2 separate regions of the Homo sapiens genome follow, and region 1 is linked to region 2. Evidence: chromatin loops called from intact Hi-C (ENCODE). Cell type or tissue: endothelial cell of umbilical vein. All regions are shown on one strand. Links, peaks and the distances in the headings refer to the core of each region. The heading gives the core; the rest is flanking DNA. Region 1 has its middle 62 kb from the start of CH25H. Region 2 overlaps LOC124902552 (a long non-coding RNA gene).

The links. A loop is a pair of places that touch in the nucleus more often than their neighbours do. Peaks named below come from ENCODE experiments on the same cell type or tissue, not always from the same donor. Only the 100,000 strongest peaks of a DNase experiment are listed, where the experiment ranks them.
Region 1: a loop joins it to region 2, with 4 times the contacts of the local background. A loop is called at or near these places in 2 of 110 quality-filtered maps.

Annotation. Positions count from the first base shown.
Region 1 is chr10:89,136,760-89,153,017 of GRCh38, forward strand. It overlaps the pseudogene LOC100289238. Among named protein-coding and RNA genes, the nearest start is that of CH25H, 62 kb to the right of the region's middle. In endothelial cell of umbilical vein, for the core only: no CTCF peak of the experiment used is centred there; a DNase peak (open chromatin) is centred at 8,212; H3K27ac peaks cover 792 bases.
Region 2 is chr10:89,070,531-89,086,788 of GRCh38, forward strand. LOC124902552 (a long non-coding RNA gene) reads right to left here. Exons shown (of 3, transcript XR_007062379.1): 2 at 13,777-13,897; 3 at 7,621-9,381. Among named protein-coding and RNA genes, the nearest start is that of MIR4679-2, 15 kb to the left of the region's middle. RefSeq lists enhancers at 13,986-14,185, 16,066-16,258. In endothelial cell of umbilical vein, for the core only: no CTCF peak of the experiment used is centred there; a DNase peak (open chromatin) is centred at 9,651.

The DNA.
Region 1 (16,258 bases), core at 3,685-11,684, 65 kb after region 2:
ATGATTGCATACATTTGTAAACTTGTATACTTAAAATTGATAAGCTTTATTGTGGATATATTATATATCAATAGATGAACGGAACAAAATAGAAATTAAACCCATTCATATATAGTCTGTTGCTCTTTGGCAAAAGTAAATTTCATTTTAAAATAAACATACAATGATAATAAAATGAACTGCAATATTAGGCAATGATATGCAAAATTAGAGTGACGAGATCTAAAGCATCATTGCATTAAGATACTAAAGGCATTGAACTGTTTAGGAAGAGTAAAGATGTTCATTTACTTGACTTTCTAAAGTGAAGCATACATTTTTTAAATGTTAAGTTTAGCCACCAAAATAGACTACAGTAGAAATAAAATGTACAGCTTCAAGCCACAATGAGAAGAAAAAATAATTTTTTAATCAGGAAGATTTTTAACTCAGGAAGATTTTTTAAATAAGGAATAGAAAAACAGTTTAAATAGAACAAAACTATAGAAATAAATCCAAATATGTCCATTAATCACAGAATATACATTTGCCCAGTAAAAGACAGATAGTGTCAGATTGTGGTGCCTGATAAGTGCCAAGCAACGCAGAAGGGGTAGCAAAGGTCAGGAGCTCATGATACAGTAAGAAGTCAGGCAATGATTACTCCATCTTTAGTACCATAAGGTTAGTCTGAGGGCAGACATCATCCCATAGTGTTACAGGAGCACTGACAAGAGGGGCACAATTCTCTCTATGAAGTCACGTGTGTTGACAGGTAGCCACTAAGTTGAGTTGCCCAGGTTAAGAAGTAGGGGAAGGCCATTAAAAAGTAGGCAAAGGACATGAACAGACACTTCTCAAAAGAAGACATTCATGAGGCCAACAAACATATGAAAAAAAAGCCCAACCTCACTGATCATTATAGAAATGCAAATCCAAACCACAATGAGATACCACCTCACACCAGTCGGAATGGTGATTATTGAAAAGTCCAGAAACAACAGATACTGCTGAGGTTGCAGAGAAAAAGGAATGCTTTTACACTGTTGGTAGAAGTGTAAATTAGTTCAACCATTGTGGAAAACAGTGTGATGATTCCTCAAAGACCTAGAGGCAGAGATACCATTTGACCCAGCAATCCCATTACTGGGTATACACCCAAAGGAATATAAATTATTTTATTATAAAGACACATACATGTGTATGTTCATTGCAGCCCTATTCACAATATCAAAGACATGGAATCAGCACAAATGCCCATCAGTGACAGACTGGATAAAGAAAATGTGGTACACATACACCATGGAATACTATGCAGCCATAAAAAGGAATGAGGTTATGTCCTGTGCAGGGACATGGATGGAGCTGGAAGTTATTGTCCTCAGCAAACTAATGCAGGAACAGAAAACCAAACACGCATATTATTACTTATGCGTGGAAGCTGAAAAATGAGAACACATGGACACAGGGAGGGGAACAACACACACTGGGGCCTGTTGGAATGGGTTGTGGGGGAGACCATTGGAAAGAATAGGTAATGGATGCTGGGCTTAATACTTAGGTGATGGAATGATCTGTGCAGCAAACCACCATGGCACAGGTTTACCCATGTAACAAACCTGTATATCCTGCACAGGTACCCCAGAACTTAAAATAAATGTTGAAGGAAAAAAGAAAAGTAGGGGAAGGACATTCTTGGCAGAAGGAACAGCCTGAGCACAAGCACAGAGGAGAGAAACAGCTTGCTGTTTTGGAGACAAGTACTATCATGTCACCAGAGGTGAGTTTTGATGATGATAAACTGATACGCTCTTACGTGCGCATGTCAGAAATTCATTTCATTCTCCATCTCAGAAGGACAGCGTTCCAGAAGATTATTCTGAGCATAGTACCTAACTCAGTGGAATCTCTCCACAGTGGAAGTCACTTTTTATTACTAAATAATGATCTTTATCTTCAAAAACTCCTGGGCCTCAAAGAGTTAGTCTAATTAGTACACATAAATTCATAAATCCAAGTTTGCAAATTGAGTGGATTTTGATGATTCATTTCTGTATCCTCTCTAACCCTTAAGACTGAAGCCACCTGTTTATCCTCTCTGTGAATTTCCTTGAAAAAATTTTTCTCTGAGCTGTTAGTGTATTTACATTTGGCTTAAGAAATTTTCTATTTTCTACCTCATTCTTGACTTATTCGTTACCTCTACATTTCTGCAATTTCTTGGAAGACAGAGCCCATGTTCATTTTATTTTGGTTACAATGCCTTGCACATAATGGCTAGGCACTTTAAGATGATGAAATAGTTGATAAAGTTTCTGCAACTATGGAGTTATTAGTAGAGAAAGCAATCAGCAGTGCTTCTAGCCCTCAGGGCCCTGGGGATGCACTGAGAAGAGTTTTTGAGTGCATTTCTTCAGGGATTATTTTTAAAGGTAGTCCTGGGCTTCTGGATCTTTGTGAAAAGGATCCCTTTGATACCTTGGCAACAATGACTGACCAGCAGTGTGAAGACTTCACATCCAGTACACAGTTTGCATTCAGACTCCTTGCATTCCACCAGATATACAAAGTTATAGGCATGGATCCATTACCACAAATGAGCCAACATTTTAACATCCATGACAACAGGAAATGAAGAAGGGATAGTGATGGAGTTGATGGATTTGAAGCTGAGGAGAAAAAAAGACAAAAAAAGATTATGATAACTTTTAAAAGGTGTCTGCAAATCTTCAGTGTTAAAAAAACAAAAAGTGCCCATTTGTTGGCTGTTTTTCATTCATAATAATGTCTACATTGAAACATTTATCAAGAATTTAAAGGATTTCATGGAAGAACCAAGTTTTTCTATGACATTAAAAAATGTACAGTGTTATGTATTATTTGAATGGAAAGACACCAAAAAAAAAAAATATGCTCCGACTAGGGGGAAAACAGTGGTTCCAATTTTTTCCCATTATTTTGATTTTATTTTCTGGTTGCCTTAGCTTCCCCACCCTATTTTTGTGTCTTCCATTAAGCAGTGCATTGTCATATTAAATCTTTACTGTATTTAATGCAGGATTTGTGCTTCAGTTGTTCTGTGTATTTTGATATTTTTATTTATAGATTTTGTTTGCTTTTTGACACGAGTTGTTAGTTTATGTTATAGATGATATCCTTTACCCCTTCTTAATATTGTACAGTACTTTTTTTGTAACGTGAGACTGAAGATTTTTTTTTTTGTTTTTCTATATGTGAAAGATTACAACTCAAAAAGTTATCCTGTCATTCGAGTGCTCAGAACGGAATGTTTCTGCAGATCTTGTGGCATTTGTCTCTAGTGTGATATAGAAAGGTGTAATTAAGACAGATTTCTGTTAATCTAATCAAGTTTGCTGTTAGTTGTGCATTAGCAGTATAAAAGCTAATATATACTATATGGTCTTGCAACAGTTTTAAAGCCTCTGCATAATTGATAGTAAAAAATGCATGACATTTTGGTCTTTAATAGACTTTTAAAATTATAATTTTAGGTTTAACATGTAGATCTTTGTACAGTTGACTTTTTGACATAGCAAGGCCAAAAGTAGCTTTCTGAATATTTTTTTCTTGTGTATAAGTGGAAACGGCATTTTTCACATATAAGTGGGCTAACCAATATTTTCAAAAGAACTTTATCATTGTGCAACTAACAACAGTAATTAGCCCTTAATTATGGTGACAGTTCCTTATTGGGGAGTGTGTGAGATTATCTAGCAACTATTACAGTATAACACAGTTAATCTTCTCCACACACCCTATTGCCCAGATAATTTACAATTCTGTTAATAGTGAGGTTGATAAAGTATTACTGATAAAAAAAAAGATTAAGAAAAAAACAGAAAATTATTTGGTGTGGCCATCTTACATGCTTATGTGTCTTCTACACAAAGCTAAATATTCTAGCAGTGATGTAATGAAAAATTACACCTTACTGTTGATGTATGTATGTTCTGGTACACAGATGTCATTTTGTTGTCACAGGACTACAGTGAAATACACAAATAAAAAATTAAATTAAAAAAAAGATCATCTGAAGGCCAGGCACGGTGGCTCACGCCTGTAATCCCAGCACTTTGGGATGCCGAGGCGGGCAGATCACGAGGTCAAGAAATCAAGACCATCCTGGCTAACATGGTGAAACCCTGTCTCTACTAAAAATACAAAAATTAGCTGGGTGTGGTGGTGTGCACCTGTAGTCCCAGCTACTCGGGAGACCGAGGCAGGAGAATCGCTTGAACCTGGGAGGCGGATGTTGTAGTGAGCTGAGATCGAGTCACTGCACTCCAACCTGGTGACAAAAGGAGACTCTGTCTCAAAAAAAAAAAAAATCTTAAAATGATATGTTGCTTATCATTAGTGATAAAATCAGATTATGCTCTTACATGAATTTTAATGGTGTTTAATTCTTCAAAGTAGATTTTTAAATGCTAAATATGTCTTTCCATATAATATTTGGAGACCTAAGAGTTGAAATAGTGGTATTTCAAGGTAGCTTGAATAAAGTGCATTGACAGACACTTCTGTAAGATGGCTTTACTTCATCCTTCTGGTATTCCCTATTGCCCAAGAAAAAAAATCTTTATGGTTCCTTTGAATTTCTTCTATTCTTCGGTTATGCTTCAGACTGAAGGCTAAATTAATTTTATTTCTAGATTCTGGATGCTTAAGATACTTCTTTTACAATTGTTTTCTATTAACAAACTTCATCCAATAACCCCAGAGATTAGGGGGAAAGGAAAACAAAGATGTACAGGGTGCCTCCTCCATGAAAGATGCTGTACTGTGTGTTTTCACATCTGTGTCTCAATCACTTCTCACAAAAGCCCTGTAAAAATAGCATTAATATTAATAATAAGAGCTGACTTTTATTGATTTCTACATAGAAGATCTCATTTGTTTGAACACTAATCTTAGGAAGTAAGGTTGATCTCCCAGTTGTACAGATGAGAAACTCTAAAGCTTATGGGAGTTAAAAACACAACTGGGAAATCATAGTATTAAGATTTAAGCTCTTATATTAATTCTTCCAATGGCTATGCTTTTAACCATGAAGCAGTACTGCTTATCTGTAAATTAGAGAGCATAATCTCCATTTTAGAGATGAGAATATATTAGGTTGGTGCAAAAGTAATTGTGTTGTTTGCCCTTGAGTGATGGCAAAACTGCAATTATTTTTGCACTAGCCTATAGGTTCAAAATGTGCTCAGATCACACATTTAATAAATAGCAGGGCCCAGATCAGATTTGAAAGTGACTACATCTAACTCCCAAATCTGAGTGCTCCACCTTGCACCACACCTTGCTGATGCAAAGAGCAAGTTTTCAAGGTGGACTACAATAAAGCTACTTTCCATTTAATTCTAGATGTGGGACTAACTTTTATATATTATACTACCAAGGCAGGGAATGAACTGGGATGAGCTGACACTTCATCATGACTAGAAAAGCCTGTCTGGCCAGGCGTGGTGGCTCATTCTTGTAATCTCAGCAATTTGGGAGGCCAAGATGGGAGGATTGTTTGAGCCCAGAAGTTTGAGGCCATCCTGGGCAACATAGCAAGACCTCATTCCTACAAAAAAAAAAAAAAATTAAAGAGTATCCAGCTGCACTGGCATATTCCTATAGTCCCAGTTACTCAGGAGGCTGAGGCAGGAGAATCACTTGAGCCCAGGGGTTTTGGGGTTGCAGTGAGCTATGATTGCACCACTATACTACAGCCCAGGCAACAAAGGGACACTGTAGGAGAGAAAGAGAGAGTAGAAAGGGAAAGGAGAGGAGAGGAGAGGGGAAGGGGGAGGGGGAGGGAAGGGGAAAGTAGGGGAGGGAAGGAGGGAAGGTAGGGGAGGGGAGGTGAAGGGGAAAGGAAAGGAAAGGAGAAAGGAAAGGAAAGGAGAAAGGAAAGGAAAGGAGAAAGGAAAGGAAAGGAGAAAGGAAAGGAAAGGAGAAAGGAAAGGAAAAGAGAAAGGAAAGGAAGGGAAGGGAAGGGAAGGAGAGAAGGGAAAGGAGAAGAGAAAGGAGAAGGGGAGGGGAGGGAAGGGAAGAAAAAGCCCGTCTGGCCCAGACACTTTTCTGAGATGGCCCAGTGGGGGAATCTTGATCCTTCCAATGGGCCAATAATGAGCATATGCTTCGGTGTGCCAAATCTGCCTGTGCCACTTTCCTCAGGACTTTTCCTACAAGACAGCAGGAAAAAAAAAATGGTGGTTTTCCTTCCTCCCTGGGTTTCTCTTTGGGTTTCCTTGGGTTTCTCTTTCACTTTTGTTTTTCTAATTTGTAACCCAACCAAGATCATGGGAGGATACACAGCACCTGTTAAAGGGACTTGGGATTTTTGTCAAACAGGCCAGGAATTCAGTACTGTCCACATGATCTTTTCTAGACTCCATTTAGTCTTCGTGTGGTCCAGCAGCATCAGCATCACCTGGGATCATATTAGGAATGCAGATTCTCAGGACCCTGCTCAGACCTACTGAATCAAACTTTGCATTTTAACAAGATCCCCAGGTGATGTGCACACACATTGGAGTTTGAGAACCCTTGCTCTAGAGCATGATAACTAACATTCCAAGCCCCAATTTTCTTGTCTGTAAAATGGGAATGATAAGCAGGGCATTTTAGAGGATAATAATAAATGCAAAGGGCCATGTACAGAAACCTGACTCACAGTAGGTATTTAATTTAAAAGATCAATTACAATTTTATGGTTATTATTATTATCCCAATTCTCTCCAGATACTATTTCATTTTTCAGAAACCTCATCTGTCTTTCCTGCTCTACTAGATATTTTCCACTAACATACAAACATATATGGGACTGTTTTCCCCATCAGAATAATACAGAGACAGAACTCCTCTCCTGATGCTACTTTGTCTCCATCATAGCCACATTTCTCTCTCTCCTTCCCTTGATATCGAAGCATCTCAAACAAGTTGTCTAGACATACTCTTCGTTCTCTCCTTCCCTTCTCTCTTGAGCCCAGTCCAAGCAGGATTTTGTCCCCAATACTCCACCAAAACAGCTTTTCTCAAGGACATCTGTGACCACCATGTTTCTGAATCCAGATTTCCTTTCTCAGTCTTCATCTCACTTATTTAGTGTATCAGCAGCACTTTTTGCCTTAAAATACATTTTCATTTTGATTCCAGGACACCACACTCACCTGACCATCCTCTTACATCCCTTGCTATTCCTTTTCAGTCTCATTTACAGGTACTTTCTCTCTTTTATACTTGTACATATGGACATGCTATAGGGCTCAGTATTTGGACCAATTTTTTTTTCTGTCTACAAATCACTCCCTGATGACCTCATTCAATCTCAATGACTTTAATTATAATATCATCTATGAGGTAATAACTTCTAAATTATATCTGTAGCTTGGAACTTTCCCCTAAACAATAAGCTCGTCTATATAACCAACTACTATCGTCTCCAGCCATCTGCATAGCTCGTTCGTTCACTTCCTTAGTCTCTTTACTTAAAAAAATCACTTTCTCATTGAGACGGGCCCTGGGCATCCTAAAATTCTAACTACCCTTCCTCCACATGAAAATACACACCTTCCTTTCCTTTTTATTTTTTCTTCCTAGCACTTATCACTATCTAATGTATTACATGTTTTAGCTTTATATGCCTTACTTATTATGTCTCCCTCCTCCCTCACTTGAATGTAAGCTCCACTAGAAAAGGATCTTTGTTTTCTTTTTTCTCTACCATATGCCCTGTGCCTAGAATAGTGCGTAGCATATAATTGTTGCTAAACAGTCACTAATCAAATGTAGGATTCCACTTTACAGCTAAAGGAACACAGGCTCAGGATGGGCGTTCCCAAGGTCACAGAGCCAGATGATGGCAAAGCTGTGAATTGAACGCTAGTGTGTCTGACACCAAATCTCCATGTCAAATACTACCTATATTTGAAAGAGTTTTTCCAGGGCCGCTTTCATTCTTCAGCTTTTGTTTTTGTAAATGATATGTTTTGTTGGACTCAGTGCTCTCCTCTTCAGCAGGACTACATTTTCTATTAAGACATGTTAACACGCCATCAAATAATTAGGAAGTATCAGATTATCTCACCTGAAGCATCGTGTTTCCAAGTAATCTGTTTCAGAGAACTTGAATCAAAGCAAAACGGGAAATGAATAATGTTTCCTTTTAATTTCTTCCTGTCACCTCTTCTTTCCTCTGCCTCAACAAACAGTACTTGGATATTCTCACAGAAACAGTATAGGAAGGGGAGGTTTATCACATTCTATGGCTCCTCTAAAAATAAGGTCTGATTTAAAACATCAGGAAACACACTTCTTTTCTCTGACTACAGAGTTAGCAGTAAATATCCTTTCCTTTTCCTGCCACTGCAGCCGCAACAATAGGACTTGTGGAAAGTGAGTCTAACTTATGCAAAAGTATTACTCCTAGCTCTGCCATTTTCCAGCAGGGCTGTCTGGATTTCTTCGAGTTTCATTTTCCCTGTATAAAGTGGGAATAATAGCATTACCTTGGAAGGTTGCTGCAAGTAAGTATTAATAAAGATAACACACACAAAAAGCTTAGGTTGAGGTTTATAAGCTGTTATAAAAGTCAACTTTCTTCTGACTTCAATGAAACCAGCTCATATTTGTAGGACTTGTTGCTGCTTATTCACTCCAGCAGTATAAAGCAGATGGATTGGGTCCCTTAGCGGGAAAAGCAAAGAACCAGCTTCCATGTAGCTGTGGGGGCGCTTGGCACATATTATCTCTAGTTCTCATAATGACACTATAAGGTGAGCAGAATTAGCTCCATCTCAGAGAGGAGGAAACTCAGGTTCAGAGATGGTAAAGAATTGGCTCTGGGTCATGGATCCAACCAGGAGCATAACAAGAATTCAAACTCAGGCCTAACTCCAAAGAGTCCATTATTTCCACCAGAGCAGCACCTCCATCATCCCTCAGGCCCAAGTAACCCCTTTCCCGGACACAATTTGCCTGTAATGGACTCTCCCAACCTTGGAAAAATAACATCACCCAAACAAGCCCAGCCGTCACTCAAACAGAAAAATGTACATCTAATTGCATTTTTTTTTTACTTTCCTAAGGCATTTCATATCCATTTTGTCCTCTCCATCCCTGATGGCACTGCCTGTTCAGATGTCTACATCTCTCACCTGAGTCATTATAATTTCTCCCTAACTCATCTCTGTGCCTCCAGTTTCCCAGCTGCATAATTTATCTTCATGTTGGTGTCAGATAGGGCTTACTGAGCACAGATGGGGCCTTCCCTGGCTCTGAATTCTTTGAAAGTTCCCAATTGCCTACAGAGTAAATCTCAAACTTCCTATCATGACGTGCAACCATCTCTCCATGGTCACTTCCTGCCACATCTACCATGTACCCTTTGCTTCTTTCATAGTGGGATCCTTATTGTTCCCCAAATATGTTGAGCTCAAGTCATGCTTGTCCGTGTAGTTCAATAAACTGAAGTGCTAGTCTCTAACCAGCAAAGTCTTTCTCATAGTCACGCTCACCTGTGCATATGGGAGTATGGTTGAAGATAGATTTTTCTGGAAGACTATTTGGCAAAAGATACCAGAATGGTTGTGAATATCTAAATCTTTATCCCTATGTTCCACTTCTAAGAATTTATCCTAAGGATAGTTCAGAGATGAATACAAATATGTTTAATGTTTGTTTATAATGCTTTCAAGTTGTATGCAATCTAAATGTCCAACCAAGGGGAATTTATTTTAAAAATATAAAAATGTATAAATTATGATACATTCATATGATAGGAGCAACTGGGTCTTTAATTGTAAATTTCAAAATGTTTAGTCCCCTGAAAATATTTCTACAGTATAAGAATGGAAAAATGTAGGTTAAAAAAAGGGTGCATACCTTATAATTCCAATTCTTCTTTTTTCCTTTTTCTTTTTTTTTTTTTTTTTTTTTTTTTTTTTTTTTTTGAGATAGAGTTTCACTCTGTTGCCCAGGCTAGAGTGTAGTGGTTTGATCTTGGCTCACTGCAACCTCCACCTCCCGGGTTCAAGCAATTCTCCTGCCTCAGCCTCCTGAGTAGCTGGGATTACAGGTTCCCGCCACCACACCTGGCTAATTTTTGTTTATTTTTTAGTAGATATGGGGTTTCACCATGTTGGTCAGGATGGTCTCAAACTCCTGACCTTGTGTTCCGCCTGCCTCTGCCTCCCAAAGTGCTGGAATTATAGGCGTGAGCCACCGTGCCCGGCCTATAATTCCAATTCTACTAAGGAAAAATATAAATACACATGTATGTGTGTATATACATGTTCGTTAAAAAGACTAGAAGTATATATGCCAAACACAAATGTTGATTATCTTTTAGTGTAGATACTGTAAGTTATTTTAATTTTATTCATTGTATTTTTTATATTTTTTAAACATGTAGTGAGCATGTATTTCTTTATATGCAAAAAAATACTTTAAAAGTTCCTATTCGTCCTTCAAACCCTACCACAAAATCCTCCTCTGAAGGCTTTCCTAATTCTCATGGTCCGAATAAATCCATCTTCCTTTCAACTTTCAGGGTAGTCTTGCTCCACTTCATCTTATAGTATAGTAGGTTATTTATATGTCTTATTTAACAACTAGACTGAGAGTGTCTGAGCACAGGCTCCAAGTCTGACTCACCTGGCACAAGTTTCACCCATTCCAGGAGGCCTTCCTCAGCAGGGACTTAATGAAATATTTACTGAAAAGGGAGACACTGATGCATCTTTATAGATGTAGCCTCATAACCGACTTATGACTGGGACTCATTTGGAACAGAAATGGGTGTGTTGTAAGAAAACATTTGGAAATTTATGCTCAGTGTTGGAATGTCAACAGTGGGGATTTTATGCTCAGTGTTAGAATGTCTGGTTTCTGATTATAATTTCCTATACCTTTGTATCTCTCTCCCATGAACACAAGTGTCTGACAACCATGAGTCCATGCTGCCCATACACTGCTGTCTTACACTGTAAGAGAGAGATGAGGGACAAGGAAATCAAGAACCATGCAGTGGTGAGTGTGGAGGAAGTTTGTATTGAGTTGAATTTGAGAGGCAAAGAGAAAGTCTTCATGAGAGCAATGGGTTGAGAGATCTTAAGAGCAAAAGAAATGAGAAATAAGTTTTTTTTCCTGATTTTTATTTTTTGGTTTAGGGTGTACATGTGCAAGTTTCTTAGATGAGTAAAATGCGTGTTCTAAGGTTTGGGATACAAATAATCCTGTCACCCAGGTAGTGTGCATAGTTAGTACTTCATAGGTAGTTTTTCAACCCTCACTCCTTCTCACTCTGCCTCAACTAATCCCCAGTGTCTATCGTTAGTACCTTTGTGTTCACATGTATCCAGTATTTAGCTCCTGCTTATAAGTGAGAACAGGTGGTATTTGGTTTTCTGTTCCTACGTTAGTTCACTTAGGATAATGGTCTCCAGCTGCATCCATGTTGCGAAAAAGCATGATTTTGTTTTTTATGGCTGTATAGTATTCCATGGCATATATGTACCACATTTTCTTTACGCAATCCACTGTTGATGGGTATCTAGGTTGATTCTATGTCTTTGCTATTGCGAATAGTGCTATGATCAACATAAGAATGCATGAGTCTTTTTGGTAAAGAGTTTATTTTCCTTTGGATATATGCCCAGTAATGGGATTGCTGGGTCAAGTGATAGTTCTGTTTTAATTTCTTTAAGAAATCTCTACACTTCTTCCCACTTTTGCTGAACTAATTTACATTCCCACCAGCACTGTATAAGAGTTCCCTTTTCTCCACAGCCTCACGGATATCTTTTATTTTATGACTTTTTGATAATAGCCATTCTGGCTGGTGTAAGATAGTATCTCATGTGGTTTTGATTTCCATTTCTCTAATGATTAGTGATGCTGACCATTTTTCATGTGTTTGTTGGCTGCTTGTATGTCTTCTTTTGAGACGTGTCTGTTCATGTCTTTTGCCCATTTTTTAATGGGGTTGTTTGATTGTTGCTTGTTGAATTGTTATATACCCTATAGATTCTAAACATTAGGCCTTTATTGGATGCATGTTTTGTAAATATTTTCTCCCATTGTGTAGGTTGTCTCTTTACTCTGTTGATAGTCTCTTTTGCTGTGCAGAAGCTCTTTAGTTTACTCAGATACCACTTGTCAATTTTTGGTTTTGTTGCAATTGCTTTTGGGGACTTCTTAGTCATAAATTATTTGCTAAGGCTAATGTCCCGAATAGTATTTCCTGGGTGTTCTTCTGGGTTTTTATAGTTCTAGGTCTTACATTTAAGTCTCTAATCCATCTTGAGTTAAATTTTGTGGATAGTGAAAGGAAGGGGTCCAGTTTCACTCTTCTGCATATGGCTAGCCAGTTATCGCAACACAGTTTATTGAATAGAAAGTTCTTCCCCCATTGTTTGTTATAAAAGGTCAGCTTTGTTGAAGATCAGGTGGTTGTGTGTAGCTTTATTGTTAGGTTCTCTATTCTATTTTGTTGATCTATGTGTCTGTTTTTGTTCCAGTACTGTGCTGCTTTGATTACTGTAGCCTTGTAGTGTAGTTTGAAGTTGGGTAGTGTGATGCCTCTGGCTTTCTTCTTTTTACATAGAATTGTTTTGCCTATTCAGGCTCTTTTTTGGTTCCATATGAATTTTAGAATAGCTTTTTTCTAATTTTGTGGAAAATGATGTTGATAAATTCAATAACATTACATCTGTAAATTGCTTTGGGCAGTAGAGCTGTTTTAACAATATTGATTCTTCTTATCCATGAACATGGAACGTTTGTCCATTTGTTTGTGTCATCTCTGATTTCATTCAGCAATGTTTTGTAGTTCTCATCATAGAGATCTTTTGCCTCCTTGGTTAGCTGTATTCCTAGGTATTTTATCCATTGTGTAGCTATTGTAATTGGAATTATGTTCCTGATTTGGCTCTCAGCTTGAACATTATTGGTGTATAGAAATGCTACTGATTTTTACACCTTGATTTTGTATCCTGAAGCTTTACTGAAATTATTTATCAGTTCCAGGAGCCCTTTGGCAGAGACTATGGGATTTTCTAAGTTTAGAATCATATCTGTAAAGAGAGATAGTTTGACTTCCTCTCTTACTATTTAGATGCCTTTTATTTCTTTCTCTTGCCTGATTGCTCTGCTAAGACTTTCAGTACTATGTCGAATAGGTGTGGTGAGAGTGGGCATTCTTGTCTTGTTCTGGTTCTCACTGGGAATAGTTCTAGCTTTTGCCTCTTCCATATGATGTCGGCTGTGGGTTTGTCATAGATGGCTCACATTACTTTGAAGTATGTTTCTTCAGCACCTAACTGGTTGAGGGTTATTAACATGAAAGGATGTTTAATTTTATTAAAAACCCTTTCTGCATCTATTGAGATGATCATGTGGTTTTTGTTTTTAATTCTGTTTATGTGGCGAATCACACTTATTGATTTGGATATGTTGAACCAACAGAAAATATAATTTTATAAAGGAATAGGAAATGAAAATTTTGCTGTGGGATATAAATTCTGTCCTCATAGATGTTTTACAAGAGATTTTAATAAATATGGAAAATGCTTGAATCCCTTTCATTTAGCAGACTGTGTTTCTTTGAATGAGATTACATGCTAGGCTATGAGAAACCTCAGCTTTTATTCACTTAGCACAAGTAGTAGGGAGACCCAGAGCTTTTCTTCCATCTTTTGAATAGCCTAATGAAATAGTAGATCAATCTACAATAAGGATCTGAGTCAGACCCAACAATGACATTTCCTCACTTTGAACTGGACTCATAGTAACTCAGCGCGACACATTTGTTCACTCATGCCAATCAGACTGATTTATATATTTCTGTACCTATGATAAGTATTTATAAAATCAAATGTATTGATCAATATATTCTGTTTGGTAGTCAAAAATAAATCTTTTAAATTCTGAAGTGTCTGGGGTTAGGAACAATACAAAAGGTAGGCCATTTGTGACAGAAAGGTTTGAAGCATGCAGGTCAGTCATTTAAATCCTACAGAAAGATGGAGCAGATCATTTACTCAAGAAGCATAGAATCTGGCTCCTATGATTATGTTTCTATGTTTATTATAAGAAAGATGGTTATACCAAGGAGAGCTTCTAACAGCCAAATAGCAGAGACACACAAAGCTGGAAGGCCCCCAAAGCCAGATCAAAACATGTTAAACCCAGATAGGGTGCCTCTAAGCAAAGATCCACTATTAACAATTAGGACAATGTCAAGTACTAATTCTATAGGGAATGACACCTAACCTATTTTTAATTTGTGTCTTTATGCATTTGCTTTTTAAATGTTTAATATTCCCACATAAGCAAGGAGATATAGTCAAGTACTGTAGGATTTAAAATAGTAATAGATAAGCAGGTAGATGATAAATCGATAGGTAGGTAGGTAGGTAGATAGGTTAAATAAGTGATCCATTCTAAAGAGTTTTACAAGCTGTTATAAAGAATAGGGTAGAGACACATGTACTGACCTAGACGATATCCAGGATATATTGCTGTGCTGGAAAAAATAAATCGCAATAAAATATGTGTAATATGATTCTATTTATGTTTTTTAAGTGCACAAAATAACACTCTACACCTCTGCAGGTAGATAGATAGAAGGAGGAATCTTATAAAATAAAAAGTTATTACATGTAACTCCTTTATACATTTGTGAAAGAAAATAAAGGTAATTATGCACAATGATATTTGATCATTTGTGACCTACAAAAGCAGTAATTTTATGTTATCTAACAACAATTACAGAGGGAAAGACATCAAAGGCTGTATCAACTAATAACCATGGTTATCTCCAGAAAGGAGACTGGGACTAAGGGTTGACACTTACGATGACATTTTGATTATCTGAATTGTCTGAATTTTTGTAATGTGAAGTATATATGTATTACTTAGATAATTATTTACATAAAGGTGAGATTTACATTTAATTATTAAAGAAGGAAAGAAGACAGGTAGACAGGCAAAAAAACATTATGTGTTCTGGAGGCTTACAAAAATTAGGGAGCAATGAGGAGAAGGGAAAAGGAGAGTTTTGAAGACAGAGACACATTGAGATAAGGAAGACTCAAGAGAATTTTAAGGCAATATTGCTATAATCATGTATGCAGTTTTTTCTCTCCACTCCCAAATATACCTCAGATGTTTTCTTGCAAGATTAAAGGATGAGGGAGCTGGAGTTAGAAATGAAGCAGCTGTGAGATCAGTGCCATGGGGTGAGTTTCAAACAAATCGTCATATGAGTCACATAAAAAATGCTAATTGTCTGCCAGAGCAAATAATTATGGTGGCAAGACAGAGTAGAAAATCAATCACACATTTTTTTATAAATGAGTTTTAAATGTGGGAAAAACCTCTATGAGGCAAAGCTGTAGTTCCAAACATCCTACTCAGTAGGGGGTCACCAACTGGACACCACAACCATTCTTTCCCAGGTCACTCTCAGGAGCCCAGAGTAGTTGTATATGTATAATCGTACATACAAAGTGCTCAGTAAGTAATCGATAGCTTGATTTTGTTCATGAGGACTTAGCTTTTAAGTTTTGTGGCGAGCTTTGAAGTGAAAATGACTTTGAAGTCAATCCCAGACACTGGGATTGGCGCCTGACATGTATCGTCTCATCCAATTCACCTGATGATCCCACAGGAGGAAAATCCTATTGTGGTTCCTAAAAGAGGAAAATGAGGCTTACAGATATCAAGTAACCTTCCCAAAGTCACACAGCAAATAAGCAGAGTGGTTGGGAATTGAATGCAGAACTGTCTAATCCAAAGTCTGGGTTCTATTTCAGAAGGAAATCAAGTTCAAGATCACCATTTCTCTACCTCCAGCCCATAAACCACTGGGGTAAATTCTGATTGTGTCATCCAGCCCTGGCCCACTCCTTTGTCCCTCTGCATCTGTGGCAGAGAATTTAGAGAGCCCTCCTATCTTGATCCAGTTAGGGAAATACCAATCTAAAGAATATAATAAATACATAGGTTTACAAGCATGTACTTGTGTGTTCATTTATCAATAAAATTTATTACATATAAGCCTGGGTGCAGTGGCTCATGTCTGTAATCCCAGCACTTTGGGAGGCCTAGGCAGATGGATCACTTGAGGTCAGGAGTTTGAGACCAGGAGAATCGCTTGAACGTGGGAGGCAGAGTTTCAGAGGCTGCAGTGCACCACTGCACTCCAGCCTAGATGACAGAGAAAGACCCTGTCTAAAAAATAAATAAAAAAATAAATAAAACAAAA
Region 2 (16,258 bases), core at 4,924-12,923:
TGCTACCCACACAAGACAGTTCAAACTTACCAGCACCACAATGATATGAGCTAATTCTTTCAATCTCCCCCTCTCTCTCCTCTCTCTCTCTTTCTTACCATATATATTAATATATGATATATATCATACATCCAGCCACCAATCCCAACAAGGCCTTCACATAAAGGAGATCCCTTAAAACATGTCTGAATTCTGAGGGCCCACAAATAATGGTACTTTATCAGGGGAAACTCAATATATTACTTGTAACTTATAATCTCACTGAAGGCAAATTTGTTAAAAGAGACTGACAGTACCTTCATTTCAATATGAGGCTGTGTTAGGCTGTGATTAAACAGGTCAAATTATGCACTTTTAAATGACATATTTAACAAACCCATTTATTGTAGCTTAAAGGACCAGCTGTAGACACTTCTAATATAGCTGCTTGAACCAGCTGCAATACCACAATGATTATTTTCAGATTGAATTGCTTATGTTTTAGCCTAGTTTATGAAATATTTTAAGGTCTTAATTTGTATTAAAGATAACATGCATTGTATTTAATGCTATAGCCCACAGAACATATTGCAGGGATGGATTTAATTTAAGCTAAAAATTCTTTAATTACTGCATAAGGAACCACCATGTTGAGTGCAGAAATTGAACTTGCATTCTGGGGCAAAATTTCCATGAGAGTAATAAATTAAATTAAAGCTGAAAAAGTGCCAATGATTCTCTTTAATTACTGCATAAGGAATAATCATATTGAGTGCAGAAATTGAACTTGCATTCTGAGGCAAAATTTCCATGAGCGTAATAAATTAAATTAAAGCTGAAAAATGCCAATGTTTCTTTATTGAGTCAAAATATAATATTTGTTTTGAAGGCATCTATGTTTTGTATTAAGCACCCTCTCCTCTATCTCAGCAGCTGTAACTCAAGTATGTCAATCATGGGAAGACCCTTTTGGACCTCTGTCCCCTCTCTCCTTTCCCACCTTCCGCCACACCACAATCTCCTCCATCAGCCTCTCACAGTCTTTCTCATCTTCAATATATGAGATGGGTTCTACTTAATAGCATTTTCAAATCAGTTAAAATCAGTTAAAATCATTTCAAACAATACACTAAGTTATTAATCTCTCATTCTGAAAGTCCACATTCAGAAAATGGAAGTTAGCTAAAATATATTTTCATTGATATACTATTTTTCTTTGTTAGAATCAGAGGTAGGATTCTAGCCCAAATATAAGTTCTCTGAAGGCAAAAACTTATTCATTACTATTTAACAAACATTTGAATTTTCCTCTGTAATACAGACACGACTTTATTATGGATTTTAATCACTGTACAGCAGGTTTTTTTTGAAATATTTATTTGTGATAGAAATACACGTAACATAAAATTGACCCTCCTATTTTTAAGTGTACAGTTCAGTAGTGTTAATTACATTCACATTATGTGCAACCAATCTCCAGAACGCTTTTCATCTTGCAAAACTCAAACTTTGTATTCATTAAACAAGAAATCCTCTTGTCTCCTCCAAGCCCTTGGCAACCACCATTCTACTTTCTGTCTCTATGGATTTGAATATGCTAAGTATCTCATATACACAGAATCATATAATATTTGACTTTTTGTTACTGGCCTATTTCACTTAGCATAATGTCCTAAAGGTTTATCCATATCATAGGATGTGTCAGAATTCCCTTCCTTTTAAAGGTAATTTTATAAATAATATGCCATTGTATGTACCTGAGGAGATTTTTTGTTTTTATTATTATTTTTCATTTCAATAAGTTTTGGGGGAACAGGTGGTGTTTGGTTACATGAGTAAGTTCTTTAGTGGTGATTTCTGAGATTTTGGTGCACCCATCACGCAAGCAGTGTACACTGTACCCAGTGTATAGTCTTTTATCTCTCACCTGCCTCCAACCCTTTCCCCAAGTCCCCAAAGTCCAATATATTATTCTTATGCCTTTACGTCCTCATAGCTTTGTCACACTTATGAGTGAGAACATACGATGTTTGGTTTTCCATTCCTGAGTTACTTCACTTGGAGTAATGGTCTCCAATTCCATACAGGTTGCTGCAAGTGCTATTATTTCATTCCTTTTTATGGCTGGGTAGTATTCCATGGTGTATATATACCACATTTTTTTTATCCGCTTGTTGATTGGTGGGCATTTGGGCTGGTTCCATATTTTTGCAATTGCAAATTGTGCTGCTATAAATATGCATGTGCAGGTGTCTTTTTTGTATAATGACTACTTGTTCTCTGGGTAGATACCCAATAATGGGATTGCTGGATCAAATGGTAGATCTACTTTTAGGTCTTTAAGGAATCTCCACACTGTTTATCATAGTGGCTGTACTAGTTTACATTCCCATCAGCAGAGTAAAAGTGTTCCCTTTCCACCACGTCCACACCAACATCTATTATTTTTTTATTTTTTGATTATGGCCATTCTTGCAGGAGTAAGTTGATATCATATTGTGATTTTGATTTGCGTTTCCCTGATAATTAGTGATGTTGAACATTTTTTCGTATGTTTGTCAGTCATTTGTATATCTTCTTTTTAGAATTGTCTATTTATGTCCTTAGGCCACTTTTTGAAGAGATCATTTGTTTTTTATTGCTGATTTGCTTGAGTTCCTTGTAGATTCTGGATATTAGTCTTTTGTCAGGCACCCCATTGCAGTAGCCATGTTCTCTTTATTGGAAGTGAGTTACTAGGTCCTGCTGACACTCAGGAAAGTGAGATTACACAAGGACATGAATATTAGGAGGCAGGGATCAGGGGCCGTTTGTAGAGGTTGCCTACCACTGTACCCAAACATGGTAGCAATAACAGAGCTAGCATTTAATATGAGTTTACCACCTGCCAGGAAAAACACACTGTACATATTATTCTCACACAGTCCTGTGAGGGAGGTAAAGTTATTAGCCTCATTTAATGAATGAGGAAACTGAGGCAAATGAAGGTTAAATAATGAAAGTCCCACAGTTTGTGTGTAGCATCCTCAGGCTTCAAAATGTGATAATCTGACTCCAGATACCATGCGTTTAACCTCAATGCTAAATTTTCTCTGATTAAATAGCTCAACAAATGGTAGCTGTTGTCATTAAATGCAAGGGCAATTGATGTGGCAAAGAATATTAAAGGAGGGAGCAGTGGGGAAAGAAAATCCAGGAGATGGGTTCACCAGCTATCCTGGGTAGCTCTACTCAAGAAACTGAGAAAGGAGATGAAATTCCCTAGCCAGGAGAAAATGTGGCAATTTCTTTTGGGTTAAGTCCAAGAACCACCATTAAGTCTTGGAGACTAGGGTTATCAGGAGAGCATCTTTAAGGCTAAAAGGCAGGGGTCTGACTCAGAAAGAAAAGAGCCTTGCTAAAGACAGCATTGTAGTCTCAAGAGACAGGACGGCATCCTAGACATGGATACTTGGGAAAGAGCTTTAGAGCCTTAAACATCGGCAACCAAATTGTGATTTTTATTTTCTAACTCAGAGGCCTTTGGGGTAAAAGTTTTGGTCTGGGACTCCCAGATAAGGTTATTGTTTTTGGCAAGAGAGAAAAAGAAAAAAAATAGAGCATTTACTGAAATAACATGTACTCTTTCATCTGTTTCCTTATATTTGAAAATGTTGTTTCAAAAAAGATTCATGATTCAAAGGCTAAGATTGCATTACATCCCTGGAAAGGAAATAATGGCCATGCACGTGACACCTGGCAAACAGTTCCGCCACCCAGGGCCTTGGGAGCACTTATCATTCTAGCAAAAACTGGCTTTTAGGGAGTGAAACGACAGCCTCTCCTTTCTAAGCCAAACATGTGGTCAGAACATTTGGTTAGAGGGCAGGAAACAGCAAATAAAGGTAGTTTCATTTGGACTCTTGGTCACTAGTTACATCCAAAAAGAGATTCTTAATGGAAGTCACAGCTGGTGCTCAGGTAGTTAGTCAATGGTGCTAGCAAAATCATAACAGACAGTGGCATATGTTACTGGGTTTTTTGAGGAAAGAGAAAAAAAATCACTTCTTCACTACTGTCCAACTCAGGGCCAGAATACGGAGTGGAGAAGTGTGAATAGCATGTAACAAGCTCTTCTCATCTTGAGATATGGTTCACTTTAAGAATGCAATGTGAGTTTTTTTTTTCAATTGGAGAATGAATTATTTTAAGGATAACTACTTTGCATTTATAAGTATTGTTTAATTTAGGAAAAGATTCTATTAAGACTTCAGAGTTCCCATCCATCAAAATTTTGTTTGGAAGCATGCTTGAAATCACGGCCTTGCAAAATTTTGAAGCTCAAGGAGACACTGGAGGTCAGCACAGATCTGGGAATCTTAGGGATCGTTGTTTGGGGAATAGAGACCGGGAAGGAGATCACATTGCTACTAGCAAAATAAAACTTTCCTTAACTTGATTGTGACAGGTCGGAAATAAGGTTGGGACAAGAGGCAGGCTGGATGTATCCATGGAATTTGTTTCCTTCCCTAACTAATGGCTGTAGCTTGAAAGAAAGATGCATCAAAAAATTGTCTTTCTGAAGTTTTTGCTTTGTATTTACTAGATTTTCTTCATCCCAAAGCAGTTTAAAGGAATCTCTTTATTCCTGAAGAGAATCTGATATCCAAGTTCTAGTAAAGGGGTGAGATCTCAGATATGTTGAAAATTGTGGAATTCTGTTATTTTCTTTGATTACTATTATACCACTAGTTCACTCTTCACCACCTCAATCAGTATAAAACATCTAAATATAAACTATTTTAGGTCTTTAGGTCAGAATTCACTCTATGTCATCTTTGCATTCACCATTCTGCCCAAGATGCTCAGCATGTTGCTGTGAACATTGGGTAAATGGTAACACTTTCTAGTATGTCAGTAGTGAAGGCTCAGATCAGACACAATGCCTGCAGCCTAATAACAACAGTCTCTGCTTCTCACAATCTGAGCAAATTATACCCAAATACAAGGGTTGAAAGCATTGAAGGAAAGTTTTTTAAAGTCCTAGTTGATCCACAAGAACATGCATCCATTAATTAACTTTTAAAAAAGTTATTGAGCACCTGCATTTCAGGCACTCTCCTGGGTGCTGAGGCTTACGGTATAAGCAAGACACAATACTTCCTAGAAAAGGACTCTTTCTCTTACATTAAAAACATAATTTGATTTATACAAATTCTGTTTACATTTCACTTATCAAAAATATGTCTATTTTTGCCTACATCTGTGTATATCTGTAGTATCATTTATTATTAAAAGACGCCAAATAATATGCAATCTGGCCCTGGAATTACCTCATCATCTTTCCTTAAGGATGGGAAATGGTGAGAGCTATTACTTTGGGAAATGATCCCAGTTTCATCTGAAATAACTTTGCTTCTTTTTCTTCTAACCCTTTTGTATCTTCTGTATATAGTTTGGTCAAGCCAACAGCATTGGAATAATTATTTTCAGGATAACTTTCAAATATATTTTACAATCAGTATAGCTCAGGCAACAATGGGACATAGGCCATGGAGCTGAAGCCCTATTCTGAGTGCCACTTGTTAATCTGGATGTACTTTCTTTAGATTCTGGGTCTTCAGGGAATTCAGAGAAAGGTCCTGTGGAGGGGGCTACAGTGTTAGAATGATGGAAATGTTCAGGCTCAGGACAGTACCTACCTACCAAGCTATAAGGGAGTATCTCAACATTTCCACAAATGGCAGAGACACACCAGATGCTACATAAAGCATCTTTATAGCTAGTCTCTGGCTACTGCAGAGTTCCATGTAATGCTGAGTTATAGGAAATCTTACTCACTTTCCACATACTCTGCAAAATGAAACTGGCCACCACTATAACCCACATTTCGAAGTGTCATATGCAGACTTCTACATATATATACAAGCCTTTTACTTTTTATTAAAATGGCAACTTTTATTTTGTGCCTACCCCAAACGGCTCTTCATTGGGTAGAAATTGCAGCATAGACCTAGTACTACATCATGTGGATTTCCTAGACTGGCAGATCATGCACTGAAAGTTCTAAGATGTTGACATTTCAGTTGCTGCTATACCTTGTTTATGCAGATTGTTATTTGTTTTTTAAAAATTGTATGGGTTTCTTCTGGTTGTTTGGAATCAGAGGAAGAATAAGGAAGGCAAGGAATAATTGTTCTTTTCCAGTTCAAAACACAGAGATGAGCTCATTTTGCTGTAGAGGTTTGGGGGATACCTGGAGAAGCCAGAGAGGTCAAGTGGAGGCCCCTTGGAAGGTGGCTGCTCCTGAGACGTGGAGAAAAGACAAGGGACAAGGGCAAAAACGTCCCCCCCCCCACCCCCATGAGGAGATGCAGCCTGGTGGGTGCCCTGCTTTTTGCAAAGTTTGAGGAAAAGTTTACTGTGCACTAAACTGAGAAAGACCAAGAGAAAAAGAAACAATTCTGAGGAATAACAATGCAGAAAACGAAGGAGTGTGATGGCTCACGCCTGTAATCCCAGCACTTTGGGAGGCCAAGGCGAGTGGATTGCTTGAACCCAGGAGTTCGAGACCAGCCTGGGCAAATGGTGAAACCCTGTCTCTACAAAAAAGACAAAAATTACAAAAATTAGCTGGGCATGGTGACACAGCCTGTGGTCCCAGCTATGCGGTAGGCTGAGATGGGAGGATTCCCTGAGCCCAGGAGACAGAGGTTTCAGTGAGTCGAGATCATGTCACTGCACTCCTGTCTGGGTGACAGAGTGACACATGTTTCAAACAAAGATAAAAATTAAAAAATAACAATAATGCAAAAACAGTCTTGTTTTACTTGGACTTCTGTCTGGCTTTTCCCAGATTAATGATCAGTTGTAATATCAATTCATTTAGCACAATGAAAAAGGTTTTAACAATGTTAACAAAATAAAGAGAGTGGCAATTTTGACCTACGGAAATAAATTATTCACCCTCTTTCCTTTTCCTCCCCCTTCTCTGTTGTTTTCTTCCCTCCTGTCTACTGAATCCCTCACCTCTTCCTGTCTTCCTTTCCTTTCTTTTCTCCTCTTTCTTCTCCCATCCTTCCCTGAAGGAAGAAAGGGACTTTTTAGTTGGCTTCCACAAGGCTTAACTCAGAAATGCAGTATCACCTGTGCTCTCTAAAAATTAAATCTCACTAGTAACCAATGTGCATCTAGCACCTAGTATGTTTAAACAGATAACTGCAATATTTGCCAAGGTTTTCCTGTTTGCCAGCTTTACCCACACCCCACTCTCCAACCCCAACCCAACATACACACTAAGACAACCTTCAAGTGTCAGCTTAAGCTGAGAAGAAATCCATGACTTGCTGATTTTTGGAGTACAGCAGACCATCAATGCTCTCACACTGTTTCTCCATTTCCTAGCATAATACCTAACACACAGGAGGCATCCAGAGAAAACTTCTCAAATAAATTATGACAAAGTCATAAATATTGTCTAAATACAGAAAGTCTAAAATGTAAACTTCCTACAGTGCCACATTTTCATGAAAAATCTTCAGCATTTCCTGAGCAATTTCACAACAAAAGTTAATTGATTTTAGCAAGTTTTACCCCTTACCTCGAGGTCATTTTTACAACAGAGAGTGTATTACTTGACAAGAATTATATGGTGGCAAGCAATAAGCAGCAACATCAGAATTCTTTTTTATTCAGCAGGTATTTATCATGTTAAACACTGTGATGGGTGCCAGGGATAAAATCATGAAAAAGAATCAGTTTGTGTCCTCATAGAACTTATTTTCTCGTGGGTACTTAAGCTGCCTAGACTGGGAAATGGCCCAGACTCTTCAGAGCTGGGTGATTCTCTCCAGCATATTATTTAAAACTTTTAATTACTACATGTGACAGATAGTCACTGGCAGAAAACTGTAGAAATTAAGGTCATGAATGCTAAGTTATACCACATGTACATCTAAGCACTTAGCACATCCAGTGCCTCTGGAAGACGGTCTTCTCTTTCTCCTAGAATCAATGTCACTTCCTTATATCAATCAGGGAAGTGCTTTAATATGCATCTTACCTTTTTAGCTCAGAAAATAATAATTTAGAGTTTGGAATTTGCTCCATTTTCAAATTGTCTGAATGCTCAGTTGTCAATTGTCTTAATGCCAAAATTTCGACAACTGACCTATATTCAGTCCAGTGTACAAGTAGAGTTATTTTTTCCAAGATTGACATAGATTAGTATTATTTGCACCACATCTTAGGGCAAGTTTCCTCTGCAAATAATTGTTAACATGTGAAAGTCAGACCACGGGTGTAGCTCATCTCCTGGAACAAGTTTTTGCCAACCCAAACTGGGAATGGCTTGTGGTGGGTTTAAAACCACTGTGCAATCCATTCCTGGGCCCAGCTCAGGGCCAGGCCTTGCCCATGGAACTGCCTGTGTGTGCAACACACAGTGAGACATGGCTTCGGTCCCGACCAAAACAAGCAAACAAGCATCATTACTCACAGAGTTGTTCATGGAATAATTAAACCAAAAGCAGAAATCCACGGTAAAAAAATGTTTTTAAAGTCGGAAGTATGGAGACCAAACTGAAATAAAAATGGTGGAGTAGGAGGAGTCTGAATATCAACAGTCCAATATTAGAAAGAGGAACAAAAACAGAAAACTGTTTCAAAAAGAGAGACAGGGTATGTCAGGGTCGAGGCACAGCAGTAAGAATTCAAGAATAAGGTCTTGAACACCAAGTATTTTTAAAAATTCTTGTGCCCTGACACAAAATGCAAGTCATGGCAGTATATAAAAAAGTAGAAGCAGGCTAGAAAATAACTTACATAGTTTATATGGACATGACTTGCTCTAGGAAAAAAATCTGCTTTCAGTATTCCATTCATTCTCAATTACTGAACCTCCCAGACAAGACCTCTTCTGTCTTCTCCCCTTCCTAAGGCACATTACCCCCACCGTAATTACATAAAAATGTCTGTTAACCAAATTTTGTCCCTTTGCCTTGAGCTCCTGATGTGATTAGAAATCGTGGTGAAAGGACAGAATAATATGAATAATTGCAACGGAGATGAATAGTTCTCTTGGTCATCCAGATGCTTAAACATATCTAGATTTTTGTCTCCATGCCAAGAAAACATTTGAGATAATTTAGTGCATTTTGCATTTTTCCTCCATGGGTGAAATCACAAATAATTTGTGCCTTTTAGCCACATTCTTTCCAAGAAATGGAAAATTTTATCCCCAAAATTAAGATTCCCAAGATACCTAACACCTAAATCTAATTATTTCCAAATTCCCAAAGAGAATTTTTCTCCAAATAAATTTGTTCAAATAAATGTCTTTTGATGTACCATCCATTTAGAGAAGCTTGTGATGAGCACGTTGCTTGACGAACAAGTTTTAAATAGACCAGTCTTCTTAATTCTCTGACAAAGACACAAACAAATAAGTCAATAAATAAAAAATGAAGATAAAGTTGCATTAGGTGAACCAGTGGTCTCCAGTCTTATAACTTAAGGGGGCCTGTTGATCTTAAAACTTGACCTAATATGTAGCATGTGATGAAGTTATTTAAAGAAACGTAAAACACTAAAATTGATTAATGTTTCCTGGCTCTCTCAGTAATGTTCCAAATGATCTCTTACATGTTTCTATTGTGGCACATGACACTTTGTCTTCTAGCTATTATTTACACATGTGGCAGGAAGCTACTCCAAATGACTAATAGATGTGCTCCTTTTCCCCCTGCTTCCTCTCCTTCCAAATCCTGAGGTTATCCCAGTCCTGTTCTTGCCTAGGACATCATGTGTCACCTATTGCCTTAGGTAGGGTAAAGTCTCAGAGAAAAACCACAGAAGCAGCATCTCTGGCCTGTGAATTTAAAAACTGAGGGGAAGCTGTAAACTGAAAGATTTGGAAGAATAGAGGAACTGTTTCCTCCTTCTCCTAACATCTACTAGACCGAGAATGGGGAATGGGGAGAGAAGAGAGATTCCAAGAAAGGGGAAAGCATAAATCGAGGAGTGAAGTCAACATGAAGAAGCAATCTACGTTCATGCATTCATGCAACTAAACATCACTAATTGCCAACACCAGGAAATTTTGTGGGGGTTGAATTTGAAACCATCAACCTTAGGATCTCCATTTGAGGACGTTGCATGTATGCAGCTGGGGAGCTGCATGGGTTTTCCTTCGCATTGTACTCCTTCGAGAAGCATCCATGGGTGGTAGCCAGCATCTCACCTGTTGATCATCCTACAGTATGAATGCCCATCTATGTTTCAAAACTTTGCTTAGGACCTACCCCACCCCCCACCTCCAGTCTACCTACTTCCTGTTGATAGCTCTTTATTCTGTTGCCCAAGTTGTTCATAGCTATCTCTTACCCTCCAGAAACTTAGATTGGAGTCGATATTGTAGGAAGAAAGTGCTCTTACACATAAACAATTTGGAAATAGATAAACATTTGTGTTTCATGTTGAGTCATTTCTGGTTTATCATACTTTTCTAGTAATTTCTTCATTTTGTTTAAGTTTTTAAAGTTGTTCACTTATAATTGTTAATAATATTACCTTATCTTTTTAACTCTCTGCTATATCTGTAGTTGCATATTCTCTTTTTTTCCATATTATTAATGTGTGCTTTTTCTAATTTCTTGTGATTAATCTTCTCAGAGTTTGGTCTATTTTATTAGTTTCTTTAAAAAAAAACCACCCTTTTTCTTTTGTGTTTTTCTCTATTATATATTTATTTTCTATTTCATTGATTTCTACTGCTATTTTAATTATATCTTTCCTTCTACTTTTGGGGGTTTATTCTATTTTATTTCTTTTCTTGTCTCTTAAGGTGCACATTTAGCTCTTTTTTTTTTAATTCTTCCTTTGGTTTTCTAATACAATTATTTATGGTTACATCTTTTCTTCAAAACACCATTTTTTTCTATAGCTACAAATTTTGTTAGTCTGTTAAAATATTATACAGTACTGTCTTTGAAAATCTTTATTATAATTTATTTTATAGACCATGAATTATATAGAAATTTGTTTTTTTTTTCTAAGTATGTGAGGTTTACCTATTAATATATTTAAAATGAATTTGTAACTTACACTTGTGGTCAGAAATCATGCTCTATGTGATTCTGATTCTTTGAAATGTGTGGAGGCTTTCATTATGGCTTAGTGCATGATCAATTTCTGTGTGTACTTGAAAAAAATGTATTTTCTCTATCAGATGTAGAAATCTACATGTGCCTATTAGATCAAAAATGGTTTTTTTGTATTATTTAGATCTTCTATATCTTTGCTGATTGATGTGTCTAACTTAGTAATGGAGAGTGATATGTTGAATCACCTTCTATGATAATGAGTTAATAATTTTATTCCTACAATTATATCAATTTTGCTTTATCTATGGCAATACTTTTATTAGATGCATATATGCTTAAGATTGCTCTATATTCTTAGTAATTTGAAACTTTCATTTGTATATAGTGATGGTCTTCATCACTAATAATATTTTTGTTTTAAAGTCTATTTCATCTGATATAAGTAGAGCCACACCACTTTCTTGGGCAGCTACACCAGTTCAAGATCTTGTCCCTACCACTTACCTTCCGAAGAAAATGTTTTGGAAATAATCCCCCAACAAATGCATGTACACATCCACACACACACACACACAAATACATCCACATCCACATCCACACACACACACATCCACACTCATAGACAGATATATGCCTCCCCACCGGACAAACCGAATTTTAACTCTGAAAAGTTTAGAGAGCATTTGGGATGAATCATGTTAGGCAGGTTTATGTTATGCTATTATTGTGCTTCCTTGTTCCCGTTACTCCCCTTCCTTTTCTAGAAACGAAGTGCTTTTAATACTATTGTATGCTATTAACAAATAGTTTAACTCTCACATATGCATGTTCCAATTCACCAGCTAGACTTTTTGATAGGAGTCCTAGACAGTCAAATTCTATGACCTGATATTCCCCATATATTCTGGCATAATAATATGAGCAGGTGTTCCCCTCTCTGACCAGAGTTGAGGCTGCTGATACCCTGTTTTCAGCTGAAAGTTGCTCCAACTTCTGCCTCTTTGAATTGTGCTCCCTTTTTAAAGGTCTTTCTTCTCTTCATCCTTTCTGTTTTGTGCCTATAAACTCACCTTCTGCCCAGCTATTTTTTTCTTTATGTTTCATGTTTTAATTTTGAAGATTTTAATTATAAAATTATATTAATAATGAATAATGTAAATAAGATATTTTAAATACAGAAAAAATTTAATATCTCCAGCAATCACACCTCTTAGAGACCACCATTACTAATATTTTGCTATATCCCCCCAATGATTCATATATATATATATACTTTTTTTTCATTACCAAACTGCCATTACTTTCTACATTCTGCTTTATGGCTTTCTTCTTACTTAAGATTATATCATAAGTATTTTATCATGGCAATAACTACAGTTAAGGACATGTCTTTATGTTAGCATTTGGTTGCAATTCTTTTTCAATCATATAGCTATACCAGAAGTTATTTAATTTATGTTCTATTCTTGGACATTTGGGCTGTTACCAATTTATTGATATTACAATGCTGATATGAACATGCTTGCTTGTAAATTCTTGTATCCATCTCTGATTGGTTCCTTATGACAAAGTCTTAGAAGTGAATGTTAACCAAGTGTTTTTCCTTTTTTAAATTTCACCGGGTTGCTATGTTTTGTATCATTCCCTTTGACAAGTGACCATCAACTTAGGCTTCTACAATATTGCATCCCAGCCAGAGTCTATGGCCCCATCAGGCTTCAGTTTGGGAAAAGAGAAGAAATGCATAGCAGATGCTCCTTTAAATTTTATTCATGTGTAAGTCTTCTCGAGGTCATAAATGTAGCCTATCCATTTACAACATCAAATTCATAGCAAGAAATAGTGAGAAAAGATCCTTTATAACCCTCCTTGACTAGCACCTAATGATATGGGAGCACTGGCCACTTTTTCAGTCGTCTTGTGCCTGGTTATGAAAATTATGGTTAAACGTCATGACTTTGAGATAATTTGAAGCATTTGGAATCCAAGTTTGTTTCTTCTTTTAATCTAGGTACATTTGCTGGCATCTCCTGATGTTCTGTCTTTCCATAGTTAAAATTTGGGCTGAGCTTTAAGGAAATTAAGGAAAGACTACTTTCACCTTTTGAGGCTCCCACTGTTCTGATAGGCAAGCTTGAATAGCTAGGCTACAGGACAGCGCATTTTTCATTTTCCCATTTGGGACCAGAATTGCAGCCTATATGCAATTACCAAGACTAGTCTCTGAGGCAGTAGTCTCTGACCATCCACTTCAACTGCACTCCTGCATGATGCCCTTACATTTCTGTTGTCTGTGTTGAGGAAAATCTGGGACATGAACGCATGTGGTAAACTACAGAACAATAGTAATAAAATAGTTTTCATTTGTGAAACCCTTCTTTGTTCTAGAAGCTGTACTCTATAGTTTACAGGCCATCTCCTTCAGTACTGTCATCACCAAGAGGTGGATATTATTGTCCCTTCCATTTTACAAGTGAGAAAATTGAGGCCAAGTTAGGTGGGTAGTTTAATATAAGACTCTGCCTCAGGAGAGGTATGCAGGATTAAAAATAAATTTAGAGGCCCAGCGTGGTGGCTCACACCTGTAATCCCAGCTCTTTGAGAGGCCGAGGCAGGCGGATCACAAGGTTAAGAGATCAAGACCATCCTGTCCAACATGGTGAAACTCCATCTCTACTAAAAATAAAAAAAATTAGCTGGGCAAGGTGGCACATACCTGTAGTCCCAGCTACTCAGGAGGCTGAGGCAGGAGGATCACTTGAATTCGGGAGGCAGAGGTTGCAGTGAGCCGATATCATGCCACTGCACTCCACCCTGGTGGCAGAGCGAGACTCCGTCTAAAAAAAAGAAAAAAGAAAAAAGAAAAAAACCAAAAATGAAAACAAAAAATAAAAATAAAAAAATAAATTTAGAAACTCACAGCTCACAGCCCACACAGATACCATGGACTTTCACTTTCCATGGTTGCATCAGAATAACATATGAAATAGAAAGTGAAAGAACTAAAGACAGAACTTTGAGCAACATCAATATTTAAGTGGCAGGAGGAGATAGATGAGTCAATGAAGGTGACTACAAAGAAACAGTCACATTAAAGAAGAACTGGAAGAAAATGAAAAAGGAGCAGTGGTTTTCAAAAAGGGAGGAGATGTCAACAAATATCACCAAACACCAGAGTAATAACATAAGGTCTAGAGATGTCTTTTATTCAAATGTCCATCAGTAGGAAAATGTATGAATAAAATGTGTTATATTTGCATATATTTGACTAGTTATTATATAGCAGTAAAAATTAATGAAATCAATTGACATGCAACAGTATGGATGAATCTTAGCAATATAACATTAATTGAAAACAGTTTCTAGGAGAATTGTACATAGTATGATACTCTTTTAAAAAATGTTCAAAACTAAAATAAAGGAGTGATGAACATAGCATTTAATATAATGAGTTACCTGGGTGAAGGGAGTAAGGGGAATGAAATGGTGGTTTGAGCATAGTTAGGGGTAGGTTATTTTTGAGGCCTTGACTTTTATTTCATTGCTATATTTTAAAAATACTTTATCAAAATTAACTAAAGGTAAATGGGCATTGAATGACCAATAATAAATATGGCATGAACCAGGATTATGACTGACCTAATTCTGTTCATTGAAGGAACAAGAGAAAGGGCGAGAGAGTGGAGAGGAAAGGGAAAAAACATGTCTCTTGGATTGAGCAAGCTGGAAGTTAGTCACCAGTGTCCCTAAGCAACACTTTCAGAGGACTGCAGAAACAGAAGACAATTTGCAATGTAGAAAGTGTAAGTAGTGCCCATGTTTTGAAAAGGTTGGTTGAGAAGTAAAAGGAGGAGGTAGAATGTTGAAGGGGGAGTACGGAACAGCCCGGTGGCCTCTAGGCCAGACTTCCTGGGTCCGATTCCTAGCTCTGACATTAATTAATAAACTAGGTGACTTCAGGAAGGTTACTTGACTTCTCTGTGTCTCAGATGTCTCAAATATGAAACTGAGAAAGGGAATGTTTAATAGTGTCACTGTGAATATTAAATGAGTTGTGAAAAAATTGGAACAATACCTTATGTGTTTGCTAGATAAGCATTGCTAGAGGAGATGCAGAGTAAAGGAAGTTTTGTTTTGTTTTTTAAATTTTAAAATGAACGATATTGGAGAAAAAGTTTGACTCTAGAAGAGAAATGAAGTAATTAATGGAGTAAGGTCCTGGAAGAGGCAGGCAGGAATGGAGTCTAGAGGACAGATAAAGAGATTTTTTTCTGGATAGGGAGAAGATCAGAACTTGTCCTAAGAATAGAGAAAAGGAGTGGTGAGTGCAGGAGGAGAGACTTGAAGAGGCAGCATAGGAGAGAGGTTCTAGGATAGGAAGTTTGCCCCTAGAGAATAGTCATTATTATTCTCTAGGACAAGTGTGCAGAGACACTTGCAGCTAAAAGAGAGGATTTTAAATGTTCTCACCAAAAAGAAAAGATAAATATATGAGGTGATGGATATGCCAATTTGACTGATTTAATTATTCCACAATATATACATGTATTGAAACATCACCTTGTGCTCCATTCCAGAACTTGCTGGAATGTCCACCATGAGTACTGAGAGAGGAAGCTTATTAGGGGCACACACATTCACACACAAAAAAATTGGGGAGTGGTGGTGAATATCCACTCAAGTTGGATACAAGCAATTATACTAATACCAATGCCCATAACTCTGTGTGCGTGTGTGTGTGTGTGTGTGTGTGTGTGTGTGTGTGTGTTTCAATAAGTGGTTGTAGAAGGCAGACAGTTGGATGGTGGATGGCACCCAGGTTTAGTACTTACAGGTTGGATATTTAGGGCAGAAAAGAGAGCTGGGATGTTGGAGATTCTGGCAGGAGGATGAAGTGGATTAAACAATACCTCATGGATAAAGCTTGCACACATAAAGAAGTAAAGTAGGAGGGGGTGGCATTTGGGCAAAAAAGGCAGTTGCAGAGGGACTAGTAAACTTCATTTGCTTAAAGTGACATCTTACGAATAACAGAGTTAAAGGGAGAAGAGGCTATGATCAGAAAACAGCATACTAGTTTCTGCTGCAGAACATCTCCAGTTGATGTAAAGAACAAGTATGACCATAGAAAAATAGAGAAGAATGAAAGTAAAGGCCATTGTAATCATGAAAATCAAGGAAACTTGAAGTGAGGAAGT